Linked DNA regions of Homo sapiens: region 1 is linked to region 2. A link is a contact called in ENCODE Hi-C or POLR2A ChIA-PET data. All regions are on one chromosome and are shown on one strand. The core of a region is the stretch at or near the end of the contact, and the rest is flanking DNA. Distances in the headings are between cores, read along the strand shown.

Region 1 (2,700 bases), core at 197-2,696, 310 kb after region 2:
ACAGACTGAGTGACTTAATATATGAAAAGTGTTTAGAACTGTTTCATCAGGCACATAGTAAGCATTCAATAAATATTAGCTTTATATGACCCATCTTCTTCATCAGATTTGGCTTTGAGGACAGATGTGACTTTTTAGTATTTCCAAAAAGTCACTTAGAGTGTGATTATTGCCATTATTGAGGCTATTCTATAACATGTACTGCAGATTTTGTTTAATCTTCCAGCATTCTTTCATAACTTGGGGTGAATAGTTTATCTGTTTAATAATTGTGTTGTTGATGGACATGCCTATATCTTGCCATTTGAATATGCCTACTGAAGATTTTGCAGCACTAAGCTCTAAGGACATCAGCTTTTAAATAGCTACCAGAAATGCGAATCAATACAACGTTCAAATAATAAGGTTTTGGCCTTCATTTAAACCCACAGAAAGGCTATAATAAAATGCGCAAGTTGGACTGTTTAACAAAATTCCAAGCCCACTCATTCTGGTTTTTCACTTTTTACATTTTTTAATCCATCCACATATCTCATCCTCATTTCTTCTAGAGCTCCAGCTGACTTGGAAATGTGCTGCCATTTCTCTTCTCGTGACTTGTAGAAACAATCATTTTTTCCAAGGCCATACACACCAAGGCTGGACAAAGCATGTTTTCCACTGCAGCTACTCTGCTATGGAACACTGCTTTCCCTCCCTCTCGCCTCTGAAATATACCATCTTCCAAAACAAATGGAAAACCTGCCACTCAAAACAAGATCTAGTAGCCTCAGGTCTCATTTCCACTCAAACCAAATTTAGTTCAATTAACGACCCCATTGCTTCAGGTAAGGCCTGATTTAGTGCCCAGTGCTTGGTAATGGAAACTTCAGGCAGATGAGGAGAAGGAAAACAAAGACCCCCAATTTGAATTCAGATTTTAAAGTGATCCAAAGCCCAAAAAAGAATAGTTCAAAGCATAAATATCAGAAAATAACACAAACCTGGAATAATAATTTTTAAATTGACCTTTAGCTTTAAGAAGAGTTTAGTGGTATTTAGAAACCTAATTGTGATCCCATTTAATCCTAGTTGTAAACTTAATATTTAAAAGCCCAGACCTTTGGAGGCAGAGGTTGCAGTGAGCCGAGATCGTGCCACTGCACTTCAGCCTGGGTGACAGAGCAAGACTTCGTCTCAAAAACAAACAAACAAACAAACAAACAAAAACAACAAAGCCTAGACCTTTGTTGCGTTTCATACGAGGGATGTGAAATGCTCATGAATTCACTCTCCCACTGTTGGTCCCCCGAGAGCTTCAATTGGCATTTCAAACTTTGCTGCCTTAATTCTTCTACTGTGACCAGCTCTCAAAGCTCCTTTTAGTGATGACAAGTATTTCTCAAAAGCAAGCAAATGGTTCTATTTTCAGTATAAAAACAACAAAACAAAATGTATAGTATTACTGAAAGAGGAACTTGAAAAATAGGAAAATGAAGCCCCCTTGTGGACAAAAATATGTTTTATCAGATATGCACAAAATTCACTGATCATATTTGAATACAAAAATACTCAGTAGAATATATTTCAAAGTAAAATGCAAAGGATTCACCCAAGATGGCCTAACTCCAATTCCCAATTCCAGTTTGTTGGGACACAAATGATCTCTTGTACCATTGAATGACCTTGGAGATCAGCTGAAAGAACTGTGGCTTAAGGAAATGTTTTAATTTGTCAGGAGAAAGAAGTGTGTTTTAAATGGTGGGACACAGAGGTTAACATTCTGATTGCTGGCTATGAACTCCCTCCAGAGTCTGAGATGTTATCAGCAACTCTATCCCCCACGCTCCCACCTTCTTCTCCCACTTAGGCTGCAGACAGACTTTCTTGCCACCTCCTCCAGGCCCAGATGACAAGTAGGGAGAGTGAGTCATCATGCAGGATAATCCGAATGTCTTGAGAACATGCTGTTTGAAAAGTCAGAAACAGCACTGAATCTGAAGACTTTATCACATTTGCATTTGCATAACTGCCTTTGCCCCAGACTCTGCCACTAACTTTGTTATTTTGGGCAAATCGCTTAACCTCTTGATCTTTAATTCCACCTTCTTAAAATTGGAATAAGAGCAATACTCTCTTTATCTGCTTCACCAGGTCCTTGAGCTTCTTCGCTAACTATGAAGGAAGAAGTGAGAGAACACTGTGGTGCCAAACTCAAACTCGCATTCTAGCTCTGCCACTTGCTGTCCACCAGCAGCCCTTCTGCTTTGGACCTTGGAGAAGTGTCAAAGCCTCTCTGCATTGCAGATTTCTCATCTTTAAAATAAAAATCATATCCCAGAGAGTTGTTGAAGATTCACTGGGTAAATGTAAAGCGCATAGAACAATGCCAGGCACTGTAAGTACTATGTAAGTAATAACTATCATTAGGACCATGTAATGGACCATGTAAATGGTTGTTATTATTACTGTTTGATATGCTCTGAAATATAGAAATAAGAAACATCATCATCTGAAATAATCTCCTAAGTTTAAAACTTTGCCTGGAAAGAAGTAACTGGTAACCATAGCTTTGGAGAAACTATGTTATTGAAAACTGCATTCTCGTGGCTCTACTATGTTGATAAAATGCATATGCTATATCTATTAGCTTTCACAAAAAAGTAAACACACCTGATGTGTGAAAATTATTTAATAATGTTAAAGGTTATCAATTTATGA
Region 2 (2,867 bases), core at 272-2,771:
ATAGTATGTCTACCTTATTTTATTAAGATTCTGTGGGTATCAGATCTTTAAGAAAAGAAACAATACATGGTTTTCTTTCTTACTCTCAAATTTTAAAGTCTTCATCTATATTTGCTTGGCTACAGGCAAATCAACATTGCCACCATACCCAAAAACACTTCTCAAATAAAGACACTGTGTTTTCAGAATTCTCCTGAAACTATCACCCTAGTAATTTTATCACGTTTAATATTCATTATGGGCTGGAACACAAGAACCTTTATGTATATAAAATTACCAGCAAGAAACAGTTTTACCAAATAAACCACAAGAGGTACAATCATGTGATTTCTCTCTTCATTTTTGGAATGAGGTAAACTGTATGACTATATATGCATAGTAACTAAAATAATCATCTTTTAAGGTATTTATACGCAAGTGAATATTTGTATTCAAACTGAATGTCATTCTGCCTTTAGACATTAGGTGATTGCTGAATGAAGCTATAAGAACTACTTAATTAGAATATTATAACAATGCTTTTACCTGAAACAGACTAATGATATTTTCAGGATGAAATCAAGCTTAGAGGCCTGAATTCTTTAAGTGATTTTTTTTCCATCAAGTGACCAGGTTTTTTTCTTTTTGCAGTTGACTATGCTTGTCTTGATCCTCTTCCCTCCTTTTCAAAATGGTTCAAAAGTTCTCTTTGTCATTTATTATATTTATGAATTAAAAAGTGAATTTTAAATTACCTTTGAATTTTGATAGTTATTAGCTTTAGGGACCTTCATTAGTCCATTCAGAAAATTGCTTTCCCTGACTTGAGTTCAGTATTAATTTTGTACCCTCCAGGGTTTATTAATGTGGTCTAAACCTGGAACCCACTTAGTATGAATCCATGCAGGAATAGTATTTAGGGTCTGGAGGTGGTTTGTGGGTTGCTCATCCCTATGTTGGTGGCATAGGCTCCTAGGAGGCGTTGGGTACTGGTGTAGTGTGCTGTGCTTTGAGGCCGATCTATGGGGCTTTGCGATCGCCATGGGTAGGGTATCCCCCCTTGGGCCACATACAAGGGAATTGCCTGAGTTGGGCAGACCCAGGTTCACATGCAGCTGGACACTGAGTAAAATTATTTAGTTTCTCTGAGTTTCACTTTCTGCCTCTGAAAATGGTGGCAATGATTACTTTTATTTCACGGTTAAAGAGAAGAAAATGAGACATGCGAAGTGCAGAGCACAGGTGTGCACAGTGCAGGCGCTTCTCTGTGATGATCAAGTGGCTGGACGGCTGCCCTAGTTCTCTATTTTAAGTGGATGCTGGCCTTTGCTTTTTGAGACATTTTGCTCAAAACAATATGAAAAAGTAAATATTAGAGCAGAGAGGGGGAAGGGTAATCAACAAGTAGGTGGAGACCAACAGGGAGGAAGGAAAGGGGAGGGGAAGAAGTTAATGGGGAGTTAGTAGGGAAGGCCAGGGTGTGGATCCCAGCAATGAGAGGATAAGAACCCAACAGGCCACGCTGACCAAATTAGCATTTTCTTTCAGCATGTTACGTGTGCCAGGGAATGAAGAAAAACAGGCCGAGTCCAGTCTTGAGCGACTTCTAAGCAGCTGTCCCTGCTGCCCTTCAGCCTGTCTCCTGTTCTTTCCCGTACACCATGGCTTCTGTTTCCTGGGGAAGGGCCCCTGGAAGACAGAAATCGAGTTAATGTTTTTGGCACATTCATGATTTCAAAATTAAATAAGGTGCTTTCTTTTTTCTTTTTTTTTTTTTTAAGGGAGAAAATGTAGCCTTTGGATTCCTGTTGCTTAGTGACTGGGCCTTTTGTATAATTAGTCTTAGAAGAGACAAAACATACTGAGAATAAGAGATTGGATTGAGGAAAGGAAGGCAAAGTTCAGGTACAAGGACTGGATGGGGTTGGACTGGGAGCTCTTGGAGCCATGGCAAGCCCTGTGGGGACCTGAGTTTGGGGGCAGGCAGAAAGAGGGAAAACGGTAAGGAGGCCAGACAGCTTCTTTAAAGGGAGGGCAGGGCCTTGCCTGGTTAAAATGGCTGAGGCAGTACAGTGTATGAGGGCTTTTTTTTCTTTCTTTCTTTTTTTTTCCCCCTGTCTCACTTTGATGGGTCAGAAGTTTCCAGGAAAGTTCTGGTTAAAATGCCTGAGGCAGTACAGCGTATGAGGATTTGCTTTTTTGTTTTGTTTTTTTTTTCCCTCTGTCTCACTTTGATGGGTCAGAAATTTCCAGGAAAGTTGTTCTCCCTGCAAATGAGAAGCAGAGGAACATGGAACAGAGAAGTTTAGTGCAGTGCAAGTACATCTGCTAGTGTGCTGGTTGAGTTTCAGCTTGCAGTGTGTTCTTAATATGTGCTCATGGGCTACATGACTCGAGAGATTCACTACTCTCATACTGTCATTCTAGAAAAAAATTGGCATTGAAATCCTAAGTGTTAGCGTTTACTGATGGAAATAGTTTAATGATATGCTGTGTAAATACTGTGATGCTTTTGAACATGGTGCTGATTTCTAATTCATAATTTATAAATGATTTTTAAAAATTTGAGCCTTTTAAGGTAATATTAATGAACCTTGTCACATGATTAAATTCTTTTGTTTTCATTGTTTTATATTCATTGCAAACATGAGTAACATAATTCCTCTAAAATTGAGAATATATGTATTATAAACAAAGACATAGTTATTTCTTGCTTTGGTCTTTTCAGCCTGAGCATCCTTTAGAACTGCGAGATGGCTTACATTGGTTAGATACAAAGAAAAAAGGTAGGAGGGGATAGAAGTGAATTTAGGACATTCGATTTCTCTGGAGCTAGGACTGGTGATGGAGAAGTGGGGCAAAGTACCTTTCTCTGAGCTTGGGAAATT

What was found. A loop is a pair of places that touch in the nucleus more often than their neighbours do. ChIA-PET counts read pairs that join two places held with the same protein, here RNA polymerase II (POLR2A).
Region 1: a map of aorta shows a loop between it and region 2 (2.6-fold over the local background). The contact joins two enhancer-like sites. A Hi-C loop is called at or near these places in 13 of 168 maps with a recorded cell type or tissue (GM11168, GM13976, GM13977 and 10 more). POLR2A ChIA-PET finds 5 or more read pairs at or near these places in 4 of 52 experiments (AG04450, OCI-LY7, T-cell and 1 more).

What each region holds. Positions count from the first base shown.
Region 1 is chr5:54,843,850-54,846,549 of GRCh38, forward strand. It overlaps the pseudogene CSPG4BP. Among named protein-coding and RNA genes, the nearest start is that of LINC02998, 100 kb to the left of the region's middle. Within about 2 kb of position 1,447, at least 4 of the 41 ENCODE cell types and tissues checked have a DNase peak (open chromatin) inside an H3K27ac peak, as active enhancers do.
Region 2 is chr5:54,532,495-54,535,361 of GRCh38, forward strand. The region is part of intron 1 of SNX18 (sorting nexin 18); the gene reads left to right. Among named protein-coding and RNA genes, the nearest start is that of SNX18, 16 kb to the left of the region's middle. Within about 2 kb of position 1,522, at least 13 of the 41 ENCODE cell types and tissues checked have a DNase peak (open chromatin) inside an H3K27ac peak, as active enhancers do.